2 separate regions of the Homo sapiens genome follow, and region 2 is linked to region 1. The links are chromatin contacts, found by Hi-C or POLR2A ChIA-PET in ENCODE. All regions are on one chromosome and are shown on one strand. The core of a region is the stretch at or near the end of the contact, and the rest is flanking DNA. Distances in the headings are between cores, read along the strand shown. Region 1 has its middle 22 kb from the start of TNIK. Region 2 has its middle 96 kb from the start of TNIK.

Region 1 (6,387 bases), core at 690-3,189:
CCTGTGCAAGTCCTGTTGATGGCGTCCTTCTTGTTTAGTAACAGCAGCAGAGCAACCAACTGAGAAGGAACATTTAAAGCATGTGTTCTTAACCAGAGTCCTAGACCCTCACATGATCTTCAAGTGCTCCATGAACCCCCCTGAAATTGTGGACATTTTTGATGTCTGCATATGTGCATTTTTCTGAGGAAGATGGTCCACAGCTTCAAAATTATCAAAAGTATTCCAAAACTAAGAAAACTTTACAGCTCGTGGGCCAGGCGTGGTGGCTCATGCCTGTAATTCCAGCACTTTGGGAGGCTGAGGCCGGTGGATCATCTGAGGTCAGGAGTTCGAGACCAGCCTGGCCAACATGGTGAAACCCTGTCTCTACTAGAAATACAAAAATTAGCTGGATGTGTTGGTGGGTGCCTGAAATCTCAGCTACTTGGGAGGCTGAGGGAGGAGAATCACTTGAACCCGGGAGGTGGAGCTGAGATCGTGCCACTGCACTCTGACCTGGGCGACAAGAGGGAGACTCTGTCTCAAAAAAAAAAAAAAAAAGTTTAGAGCTCATGGATTAAGACGTTCTTGCCTTTATCATGGATGTTGATTTTCCTATTTTAGGAAAAGAGCCAAAGCTTGTTATTACCTTATTGAGTTTCTGTATAACAGAGGCCTGTGATTCCTGAATTTTAGTAAGCTTAGTGATAACCTGAATACAGCAACAAATACAAATATGACCTGGTATTAGATGATATTTAAAGAATCATTATTATTTTTGTTACGTGCTATTTAAGAAAACTTTTCTGATCATTTAATTATGAACATATATGGAAGTTTTATTACCACAATGCTTTTATATCATGCAAGAAAAAAGGCCCCTAACAAGTTCATTCAAATATTCACTGCTTTATTTTATAGAAAAAGAGACTGGTAAGATACTCAATATAGGACAGATTGAAAAAGACAGAACGTCTAAAGTTCACTCAATCCTTGACTAGTAGTCAGTTGGATAGGTCAGTAAATGATTTCCAGAACAAGCTTTAATCCCATTAACGTTCATCAGAAAAGTGCTTAAGAATTTCACCATGAATGCAAATATTGGATTTTAAGCCACCGTGAATAGGTCTTCTCAAATGTATTTGAATTGATTCATCTTCCATTTTAAGATCTTTTTAAAAGCTATTTTAGAATTTCTGAGAAATTTCAGATATGGTTATTGGGTTTACCGTAATTTAAAAATATTATTATAACTTTAGCTGGGGACTAAACCTTAATATAGGGTTTTGAGACTGGTCCTGTCTGTCAGTCAGTCATTTGGTGAGTTGGTGGAGACTGCACATCTATACTGTAGTGGGCATACCAGGAGAATAACCACCAGAGGTCGGTTGAAACATTTAGAGCCTGGCCATCCAAAATCAAAGGCAAGGGCCAGGCGCGGTGGCTCACGCCTGTAAACCTAGCACTTTGGGAGGTTGAGGTGGGTGGATCACCTGAGGTCAGGAATTTGTGACCAGCCTGGCCAACATAGTGAAACCCGTCTCCACTAAGAATACAAAAAATTAGCCAGGCGTGGTGGCGGGTGCCTGTAATCCCAGGTACTCGGGAGGCTGAGGCAGGAGAATCTCTTGAACCCAGGAGGCGGTGGTTGCAGTGAGCTGAAATCACACCATTGCACTCCAGCCTGGGTGACAGGAGCGAAACATGGTCTCAAAAAACCCAAAAAAACAAAATCAAAGGTGAAATCCAATGCATTGTTGCCAAACTGACTTGTGGGTAGAAATATCATCTTCCATAATTGAAATATATCTTTCATAGGTGGAAAAATAGCCCCATTTCCAATTTAAACAAAAAACAACTACAAAAAAATTCATCTTACATGCTTCACACTTCAAAAACATTATCACTTTCATTACTGAGTCATCAAAACTTCCTGAGTATTTCTTTTTTAAGTAAAAGGACCAATCACTAACCTGTTTTCTTTTCCACCTCACCATCTACAACAACAACAAAAAAGCTCAGAAATAGTCTGGTGAAACTATGCAGTGGGCACGGTTTTTCTGTGGCTTTCTTCCTTCCACCTTCTCAGTCCCTTCTCACACAGAACTCCCAGCCCTCTCTCTCCCTGTTCTAAGAGTCCTAGAACTGTTAAGGGATGCTTTGTATCTCTCCTAAAGTCTCTAAACCAAAGTTCCCTTTTCCTTCCCTTCCTGATGAAGCGAACCCTGTATCTTTCCCTGTTCCTGACCTCAGTGGAGTGCTGCCACCTGATCCTTCATTTATTTCTAGTTCACTCCTTATCACATTCCCCAGAATCCCTTTCCAATTTTTCTTTTTGTCCCAGTACCCACTACACACACTTACCTTGCAATCTTCTTTTCATAAGCCACTTTGCTACCTATGATGACATGATGGCAGCAGGCAGCTGCTTTGCCGCTACTCACAGTGTACTATCTGTGAATGGTGCCCCTGGAGTTGGGTACACAGGGAACACATTGGGAATGCAGCTGGGAGGTGTGAAGGTCACAGTCTTGGATGAGGCCATCTAAATGGAATGACCACAGGTTACCCCTTTCCTCTTCAAGATTCCTCTTGGTTGTCATTCCTTCCTCCTTGCCAGCACCTCCCTTTCTTGGCAGACCACATGCTTGGGATTGAGGCAGCCCCTTTCCAGCCGTATGACTTTGGGAAGGTTACTTAAGTCTTCGAAGTATTTATTTTCTTATTTAGAAAAACGGGGATATAATAGCATTTATCTCATGGTATTATCAAGTGGAATAAATGAGATAATGTCTGTAAGAGTACTGGCCCAGGGGGATGGTTAGCCAAGTTAGCTGTTGCTATAATTCCTAATTCTAAGGCTGAGATTCTACCCGTGAGGTCTGTAAAGTCTCTCTACAGTCTTTGAGAAGTGATCTGCTCCCCTCACTTCTCCATGAAAATTTCTATTTTTCTCCATATTTATTTTTAAAACACATTTTACCTCGTTGATAGCTGGAATTGAATTTAAACAGTCCTCAATGCCTTAGAATGATCAAATTATTAACACAGACAATCTCTCCACAACGATTCTGTGCCCACTTTCTAGTGTGTGGTTTTTTTGTTTGTTTGTTTGTTTGTTTGTTTTTTGAGACAGAGTTTCGCTCTTGTTGCCCAGGCTGGAGCACAATGGTGCGATCCCGGCTCACCACAACCTCCACCTCCTGGGTTCTAGTGATTCTCCTGCCTCAGCCTCCCGAGTAGCTGGGATTACAGGCATGCGCCACCACGCCTGGCTAATTTTTTGTATTTTTAGTAGAGACAGGGTTTCTCCATGTTGGTCAGGCTGGTCTCTAACTCCCAACCTCAGGTGATCCGCCCACCTCGGCCTCCCAGTGTGCTGGGATTACAGGCTTGAGCCACCACGCCCGGCGTGTGTTTCAGCCTTTGTGTCTCTTATGCTGCATTGGTCCTCACCCTGTGTTCTTTGTTCATAATAATAATAATAGTAGTAGTAGCAGAAGTAATAATAATTACCATTTTCTAAATGTGTCTCTTCTATCAGACTCCTTATTTACATGCTCAATTTAATCTCCACAGTTGGTTGGTATTATTATTTCCACTATATAGTTGAGGAAACTGAGGTCAAGAGTTTTTCAATACATTGCCCAACGTATCAGAGCCTGTAATGTTGAATCTGGGGATGTCTTATCCTAAAACCCATTCCCACTCCTAGCCCCAGGCAACCACTAATCTATTTTCTGTCTCCAAGTACAGAATGTTTATGCATAAGATTATGAATTTGCCTAAGGAGAATCACTTGAACCTGGGAAGTGGAGGTTGCAGTGAGCCAAGATCGCGTCACTGCACTCCAGCCTGGGCAACAGAGTGAGACTCTGTCTCAAAAAAAAAAAAAAAAAAGATTATTTGCCTATTCTGAGCATTTCATATAAATAGAATCATATAATATGTGACCTTTTGTGACTGGCTTCTTTCACTTAACATTATGTTTTCAAGATCCATCCATGTCACAGCATGTATCAGTACTTCAATCCTTTTGTGGCTGAATAATATTCTATTGTACAGATTTATCACATTTTGTTTATCCATTAATCAGATGATGGACATTCGAGTTGTTTTTACTTTCTGCCTATTATGAATAACATTGCTATAAACATTTATGTTAAAAGTTTTTATATAAAGATATGTATACAATCTTCTTACTCAGAGTGGAATTGCTGGGTCATATGGGAACTTTAACTTTTTAAGAAACTGCCAACCTTTTTACTAAAGTGGCTGTACTGTTTTGCATTCCTACCAGCAATACATGAGGGTTCCAGTTTCCCCATATTCTTACCAACACTTGTTATCATCCATCTTTTTGATTATAGCCATTCGAGTGAATATGAAGTGGTATCACACTGTGGTTTTGATTTGCATTTCCCTAATGACTAATGATGTTGAGAGTGCCATCTAATTTTATATTATTGTTCTTTGTGTGAAAAGGACAATCCCTAAATTTTAGTGGATGCCAAATGAAGAATTGTCTAGATAAATGTTTCTCTCCTCTGTAATTCACATTCTAAACTTAATATAATATTTAAAATACTAATTTGCTTTTCTGTAGTAGCCAAAGGAAAGGCTTTGCTCCTGCTGCAGATTTGTGTGTGTGTGTGTGTGTGTGTTTGTGTGTGTGTGTGTGTGTGTGTGTGTGTGTGTGCTTGATGTGTTATTTGTTTTGTTTTTATATGGAGAAGGTTTTAAGTACAAAAGAAGTACGTACAGACACTGATGGTCTCTCAACCACCTGCCTCAGCCCACCTGACTTTAGAGCAACTTCAATGCACATTCCATACACTTCCTGTGCACACCTTGAGGGCACACTCCTGGCGCTTGTTTGCTTTTGGCCTCAGGGCTTTCTCCACAGCCATAGAAGGCTGCTCATCTGGATCCTAGAGCCCAAAAGTGCAAGAGAAAGAAGAGAGGAGGGTAGCTTTAATACTGACCCCCAAAGGGAACCTTCAGTCAATAAGGTTTAGAAGTTGATGGATAAACACTGTAGCCTCTCATCCCTTGATGGGACAATTCTGGAGCATGGTCAACTCAGTTCCTTAGCAATGCCCAGCAGACATAAGCCACAGTTGCTCACAGTGGAAACCCACTCCTTAAAAACCACTTTATTGGCTTTCCTCTTTTCTTTGTCTCAACTTCCCAGCTCCCACATTTCTGCTTCCTAGGATCACCTCAAAAATAAGCTACCCACTCAAAAGTTCTTATCTCAGTATCTGCTTTCAGGGAAACCCAAATTATGTAAAATTATGAAAATGAAAAATGGATAAATGAGTAAAGGCAGCATTAATTGATTGAAAATTTGCAAACAATTTACTTTAAAGAATCCCTTTTGCTATTTTTCCACCATGGACCTGATGTTTTAAAGATTTTTTCCTATGAAATAAATTGTATTTGTAAGATAATAATAAATGTTGTCTTAAGGTCAAAGACAATCTGCTTTTAATACTAGTGTTTTCTCCACCAAGATTATATTATTTTTGCCAAAAAGCAAAGAAGACTGGAGTTTTAACTAGTCTACTTAATATTTATGTGTGTGTGTTCCATTCGACTTGTTCAAAACAGTTCCCCAAGTCTGATTATTATACTGTATTATTTTTTAAATAGACACACAGCACATGGTGGGAACCCAGAGGCTGAGAATTCCATACTAGCAAGTTCTTCCCACGAAGGGTGTTTTGGGGACCAGCGATAGAGCGGTGCCAATCCCTAGGTCCTAGCTGTTGGCAGCTTTCAGAGCTTGTTTACACTCTCTTCTTTTTTGACTTGTGATATCCCAGTTTGGTTTGTAGACCTTGAACATTTCACAAGTCCCTTGCCTCTATCTTCTTTTTTTTTCTTTATAGACAGAGTCTTGCTCTGTTGCTCAGGCTGGGGTGCAGTGGTGTGATATAGTTCACTGTAAACTCAAACTCCTGGACTCAAGCAATCTTCCCACCTAAGCCTCCCAAGTACCTAGAACTAAAGGAGGTCACCACCACACCCAGCTAATTTTTTTGTTTGTTTGTTTTTGGTAGAGATAAAGTCTCACTGTGTTGCCTAGGCCGATCTTGAACTCTTGTCCTCAAGCAATTCTCCTGCCCTGGCCTCCTAAAGCCTTGGAATTACCGGTGTGAGCTACCGCACCCAGTCTCCTTCCTCTATCTTAAGTCAGCCATCATGCCACTTAACCCAGACTTGGCAGCTTTGTGTGGCCATCTCTCCACAGCTCCACAGACGTTTGTTATTCCCCAATCCGCTGTTCTGTCCTAATTGCCATCTTCTGCCAAATTGAGAAATAATGAGACTGGCTGAGGCAGGATAGAAGAGCAGTGGTATCAAGTTAGAAGTCCTGGGTTCTAGTTCCAGTTCTGCCCT
Region 2 (6,763 bases), core at 2,322-4,821, 76 kb after region 1:
AAATTGGGGAAATGGGGAAGAACAGTTTTAAGAGTGAACTCAAGAGTTTCATTTTGGACATGCCAAATTTGAGATATATTAGATATCCCATAGCAGATATTGTGTATGATTAGAAGGCATATATAAGATTGGGGTTTAGGAGAAAGGTCAGTGCTGAAGATACATACATGTCAATGGTTTTAAAACCATGAGAATGGATGAGATCACCTTGAGTTAAGAAGGAAACCCATGGCTGGGCCCAGTGGCTTACGCCTGTAATCTCAGCACTTTGGGAGGCCAAGGCAGGCAGATCACAAGGTCAGGAGATCGAGACCATCCTGGCTAACACGGTGAAACCCCGTCTCCACTAAAAATACAAAAAATTAGCCGGGCATGGCAGCACGCACCTGTAGTCCCAGATACTCAGGAGGCTGAGGTGGGAGAATGGCGTGAACCCGGGAGGCAGAGCTTGCAGTGAGCCGAGATCGCACCACTGCACTCCAGCCAGGGCAACAGAGTGAGACTCCATCTCAAAAAAAAAAAGAAGGAAACCCATGATTTAGAGATAAAGTACAGAAAGAGGAATCAGAAGGAGACAGAAGGAGGGACTACTGAAGTTGGAGAAGTATTTGGAGTGCTCACAAAATGCCAAGTGTTCTGGAAGTGCTTCAGAAAGAAAATAATGGATTAATTGCGTCCGATGTAGCCTGAGAGGCTGAGTAAGCTGAGGCCAGAAAAGGGACATTGGGTTTTGGCAACATAGAGGTTGGAGTTTGTGTTAGTCAAGGTTCTTAGTGTAAGTAAAAGTAAATGACTCCAGCTGATTTAGGTAGAAAAGAAATTTACTTTAAAAGTCTTGGCTGTTTACAGAATTGTGAGAAGAGCTGTTACACCTGGCTAGCAGGCCACACAGACAGGAACAACACCACCTCTAATCTCATGGTGTAATGGGTGTGGTGAGGATCCTACTGGTGCCATTCAATGGAGTATCTGCTATCAATCAAGAGTAGTGGTTCTCGACCTTGTGGCTGCCCATTGGAGTTAGCAGAAGGATTATAAAAATACTAATGCTCAGTCTCCATCTCTAGAGATTAAACCATCTTTATAATACATCCCTTTAAGGTTGGTTTAGACCTCCTTAAAAGGGAGTTTGGATTTAGAATGGGTTGACTTTGGTATAAATAAGTGGTATGGCCTGAGATGCCCCAATTCTGAGGAATGTCTTCTACCATAAAAAGTTGATGTCCCTTGGTGCTGCAGGGACCACGCTGATTCCTGTTACTCCTACCTATGCTCCCTAATTCACCCAGCTGCTGGTCATCCACAGCCCCTAACTCAGTCATTCAGAGTTTCACCAAACCAGAAGTCTCTTTCCTCAGAGCAGGTGGGGCTGACTTTCCATTGCTCTAATGCTAAAGGAGGTTTGGGGTAATACCCTATCTCCATGACTGGGCTATAGATTCTAGAATTGTTCCATGTAAAGAATGAGGATTGGCTGGGCGTGGTGGCTCATGCCTGTAATCCCAGCACTTTGGGAGGCCGATGCGGGCGGATCACTTGAGGTCAGGAGTTCAAGACCAGTCTGGCCAACATGGTGAAACCCCATCTCCACTAAAAATACAAAAATTAGCCAGGCATGGTGGCGCATGCCTGTAATCCCAGCTACTCGGGAGGCTGAGGCAGGAGAATCCCTTGAACCTGGGAAGTGGAGGTTGCAGTGAGCAGAGATCGCACCATTGCACTCTGCAGTCCAGCCTGGGTGACTGAGTGAGACTCCGTCTCAAAAAAAAAAAAAAAATGAGGATCTCTGAAAATAGTCCTTTGTCATCTTTTTAAGCCCAAATAGAGGAAGGTTTCCAGTGAGTTGGGCCATGAAGATGGAGCAGAGGGTATTGCACTATCTACCTGACATAACTGGCCTTTCTAGGAGATGTTGTTTGCTCCTAAAGAGATAGAGAAGGGGAATGATCCTTTTTGGCCCGTTCCCTGACAAAAAGCATACATAACACAATCCTTACGGGAAGGAAGGGCCAAGGGAAGGCAGGGCCGCCTGTCAGCTCCTTAGATGGTCTTCCCATTCCTCAGAATGAGGGCCACTACTACTCCTACCCCATAGTTTGAGTTGCCAAATTTGACTAAGGCAGAAAGCCCATGTGCCTGACTCCTGAGGATCACCTGCTACCCAACTGGCTCTTTGGGGTCAACTCTGGCTGAAATGGGATGAAATCTGGGCCTTGCCTGCCTCAGGGGTGGGGCCTGTGCTAAGTCCCAGGAGTTCATGCTCACCTGCCCTGTATTGCTAAGCACAAAGCATCATGCTGTATACCTGCACCCCCAGATGTACTAATCCTTCTTCTTTCTGGATGTACGAATCCAAACTTATTTATTGGGATGCTGATTTATTTAGAAAATTAAAAATATATTTTGCTCATCTTTTCTGATTACCAAAACAAAATCTGTCCATTGTAGAAAATTTGGAAAATAAAGATATGTACCTAGAAGAAAAATGAAAAAAAAAAAAAACACACTTACTTATGAGAGATAAGGATTGTTAATACTTCATGTTGGTCTTTTTGGTCCCTTTTTACAAATATTTATGTGCAAGTATATGTAGTGTATTATAATGTTAATTATTTCATAACCTGTATCTTAATATATAGTGATCATCTTTCCATATTATTAAATATTTATTCCTCCCAAACAGTACTTTTTGGCACTTACAGGTGGCCGCCTCACAGTGACACCAACCTCAACATGAACTTCCCATTTATAACCTAATCTTGAGATGTAGGGAAGATGATGGAGTTTTTTGCAAAGGAAGGGTGTCCAGACACTTCAAGACATTCAGAGAAAAGACTTTCACAATAGACACAAAATGAAATACAGACCTAGGAAATCCATGTGCTTTTTATGAGAATCTTCATGCAGCAGAAAAGGAAGCAAAAATGACAGAGGATCACCCAGAGACTTATCACTTAGAGCCAGCACACATCATAGACAAGTCCCAGGGCTGAGGTGACAGCAGAAAGGGCTGCACACTGCCAGAAAATCGTCCTGCTTAGTGAGGCAGAAGCAGACGAGGCCACTTCAGGTCAAGCTGTAGCTGGCACAACTCCGTGGTGAGGGTGCCATTTTCCTATTTCTTCCTCCGCCCGAATGAGGGTCAGGGGGAAAGGGCTGACTGCCCTCTTGAAAAGTGAGTGCTCAGAAAGATTACAAAGTCTTTCATGAGAAATGACAATTGTGAAGTGACAGAGAAGATGCAAGGTAAGCCCCACAGAGCTAGAAATCCATAGCCTGTGATTGGGGAGATTGTATCTTTAACTTTTGGATTTCTAAGGACATTTAAAACCTGCCAGAATCATGACTGCTCTGGAGGCACATCTGTGTCTCCATAGCAACAGGCTTCCTGCTGCAAGGTAAACCTGGGATTGCCGCTCTGGTTTCTGTTTGGTGCTGAACACACATGCTTGATGATTGAGGACCTGAAAAATGCTCGTCTGTCATCCTTTTTAGCCCATATGGAGGAAGATCTTCAATGAATGGGGATATCAAAACGGAGCAGAAGTATTTCACTACCTATATAGGTGATTTTCTCTGAGCAGTCTCTTTCCCAACTTTGGAATCAAGCCAGGCCAATGACTGTAACTGGGGACTTCCAAAGTTCCAGAAAGCATTTCCTTGAGAGTTGTTTCTGCCTTATTCTTAGCAAGAGAAACTGCTAGGGTTTGGCTATCCATTACGCTGTTCAAGGTGAAGGTTAGCAACAAAATATGTAATTTTCTTATCCTTTTTTGCTACTGAAGCCACAGATACTGTGGGAGCAACTATGGGCTTCTACTGACACCGTTATCCCTGATAATATTGTAATCTGTGCTTTCTAACTGGCCTGGTTTTGAAAGGAGATAAAATGGGCAATACCTTGTTAGAAAAATAACAATAATATCATTAATTTTGATAAGAACTTATAGAAAAATAAGGGGTGGAAAATCAGTTTTTTAACATGAATCCAACATAACTGAGTCCATACTGTGGATTCAGGTTTTTTTAGGTTATCCAATTCATTCATTCATTCATTCATTCATTCATTCATTCACTACTATGCATTAAGCTTTGCCACTGTGCATGATACTGTAGGAGATGCAAAGATGAAAAAAGACACAGCTCCACTCCTTAACACCTAGTAGCAAGGGAGACAAACCAAGTTTACAAGCAAACATATTATATAATTTAATAAGAGCCCTAAGAGAAGTAAAGATAAATTATACATAAGTTTAAGAAAGGGGCCAAGCGCAGTGGCTCTGGCTGGGCACGGTGGGTCATGCCTGTAATCCCAGCACTTTAGGGGGCCAAGAGGGGTGGACCACTTGAGGTCAGGAGTTCGAGACCAGCCTGACCAACATGGTGAAACCCTGTCTTTACTAAAGCAATACAAAATTAGCTGCGCATGGTGGCATACATCTGTAATCCCAGCTACTTGGGAGGCTGAGACAGGGGAATCGCTTGAACCTAGGGAGGCGGAGGTTGCAGTGAGACAAGATCACACCATTGCACTCCAGCCTGGGCAACAAGAGTGAAACTCTGTCCAAAAAAAAGAAGAAGAAGAAGAGGGGGATTCTGTAGTTTGAATGTTCAAGGAAGACTCATGGAGGAGTCTTTGAGCTGGACCCTAAATGATGTGGTGGGATGAGTGAGAGGCAATTCCAGGCCCAGAGTGAGAAAGTTCAAATCTGTGGCAAACAGTAAGCAGTTTTGTAGACTTGAGTATAGGGTGCAAACAGGGAAGGGTAAGTATAAAATAAGATTAAAAATGAAAGTGGGATGTATAGTTTGGAGGATCTTGAATATCAAGCTAAGCAGTTGGAATTTTTTTCCAACAGTTGCATGGCAACATCAGAGCACAGAGCTGATATGGTATCAAAGGGTGACATGGATTGGAAGAAAATGAGGGATGAGAGGTGGGGAGGCTACTGGTGCAATGCAGGTAGGAGTTAACAGGGCCTGAAGTAGGACAATGACAGCCCAACTAGGAGGCAGAGGCAGAATTCTCAAAGCTTAGCAACAAACTGGATGGGGGGGCATGGAGCCAAGGATTTATGCCAATGACATTCTCTAGGTCAGTGGCTCTCAAGCATTAGCACATCAGAATCACTTGGAGGGCTTGTTAAAATGCAGATTGTGGGCCCCGCTCTCAGAATCTCTGATTCAGGTCTGGGGTGGAACTAAGAAATCAAATTCCAGCATGTTTCCAGGAGATGACAAGGTTGCTGGTCTAGGGACCACACTTTCAGGACTGCTGTTCCAGGTGCTCTGTGGCTCACCCTTGTGACTGAACAAAAGCAACCGCAAAGGGACAAGGAAGGCAGAAGAGGCAATATGCAACCAACACACGTGGATTGGAGGAGACTTTTCTTGTCCTTTAAATCTATAGGATACACAATGCCTGGGGCAAAAGGGCTCAGGTAAAAATGCTTACTGCATGCAAAGACATTTGTATTAACAGATAAGTCACAGCACAGAATGTCTCTCATTTAGGCTCCCTCCTCCATTTTTTTTTTTTTTTTTGAGACAGAGTCTCAAGAAACAGTCTCGCTCTGTTGCCCAAACTGGAGTGCAGTGGCTCAATCTCAGTTCACTGCAACCTCCATCTCCCAGGTTCAAGCAATTCTTCTGCCTCAGCCTCCCGAGTAGCTGGGACTACAGGCGGGTGCCACCATGCCCAGCTAATTTTTGTTTTTTAGCAGAGATGGGGTTTTACCATATTGGGCAGGCTGGTCTCGAACTCCTGACCTCGTGATCTGCCCACCTTGGCCTCCCAAAGTGCTGAGATCACAGGTGTGAGCCACTGCGCTCGGCTGCCCTCCCCCACTTTTTTCTTTCTTAAAAATATATAAGTCCTTGTCTTATGGGAAGGTTATAATGTAATGTTGAAATCAACAGCCCTGGGTTCAAATCCTGACTGTGCCCCTTGGGCCAATGACTTAACTTTTTGAAGTCTCAGTGATTCTATATTAAAATTGAGATAACAATGCCTAGTGAACAGTGTTGTGAGGAATAAATGTGGAAAGCACTTGGGACCCTGCCTGGCACATTGTGGGGCTCAGTGAATTTTGGTTTCCTCCCTACTCCAACCCTTCCAGTGGGAATGAAGAGGATGCATCCCCAGCGGAAAGCTGTGGAAACACGAGTTGGTCAAACAGCCCCTCAGGGACACCCAAGGCCCCACAGTCACCCTGTCATGTCTTTGGATTAAGCATCACCCTTTTATACCTCTCTTTACAAATGCCATCATGTTGAATCTCCAAAGAACATGGGAAAATTAGTTTGTCCGGTATTTTCTGCCTGCTGGGAAGGGATGGGACAGGGACTCAGAGGGCGGAGGCATGAAAACAAAGCAAAGTTTTGACTCCGGTGGAATTTTATTGTGATCAGGTGGGCCTGACCAGAGCAGCCATCCTTGCGGGTCTTGAGGCTTTGATCTTGGAGATAAGGCTTTTGTGAACCTCAGAGGATTTTCAGAGTAGCTATTGTGCCCCAGTAAAGAAATGAGCCGGTAAGCATTTTTTCTTTAACCAGATAAATCTGGTATCATAATATCCCCAGACACGAAAGCAGAATGCAGACTTGGCATTGAATCACAGAGGGAGGAACGTCTCAGACTGAGCCTGTGCCATGGGAACCTGATGGCAAACAGGGCCTGGAGCCCCCTGCCCCCAACATTCTGGAGAAAGGGTTTGGGAAAAGGACAGCCCCTTCAGTTCAACCAGATGCAGCAAGGAAGTGG

Evidence for each region. Hi-C counts contacts between places; a loop is a spot of excess contacts on that map. ChIA-PET counts read pairs that join two places held with the same protein, here RNA polymerase II (POLR2A). Pooled maps may share reads with other maps.
Region 2: a map with no recorded cell type shows a loop between it and region 1 (2.1-fold over the local background). The contact joins two enhancer-like sites. A Hi-C loop is called at or near these places in 2 of 168 maps with a recorded cell type or tissue (heart left ventricle and naive thymus-derived CD4-positive, alpha-beta T cell), 2 of 37 single-sample maps with no recorded cell type and 11 of 50 pooled maps. POLR2A ChIA-PET finds 5 or more read pairs at or near these places in 2 of 52 experiments (T-cell and activated naive CD4-positive, alpha-beta T cell).

What each region holds. Positions count from the first base shown.
Region 1 is chr3:171,478,757-171,485,143 of GRCh38, forward strand. No RefSeq gene overlaps it. Among named protein-coding and RNA genes, the nearest start is that of TNIK, 22 kb to the left of the region's middle. Within about 2 kb of position 1,940, at least 4 of the 41 ENCODE cell types and tissues checked have a DNase peak (open chromatin) inside an H3K27ac peak, as active enhancers do.
Region 2 is chr3:171,553,325-171,560,087 of GRCh38, forward strand. No RefSeq gene overlaps it. Among named protein-coding and RNA genes, the nearest start is that of TNIK, 96 kb to the left of the region's middle. RefSeq lists a silencer at 2,815-3,109. Within about 2 kb of position 3,572, at least 3 of the 41 ENCODE cell types and tissues checked have a DNase peak (open chromatin) inside an H3K27ac peak, as active enhancers do.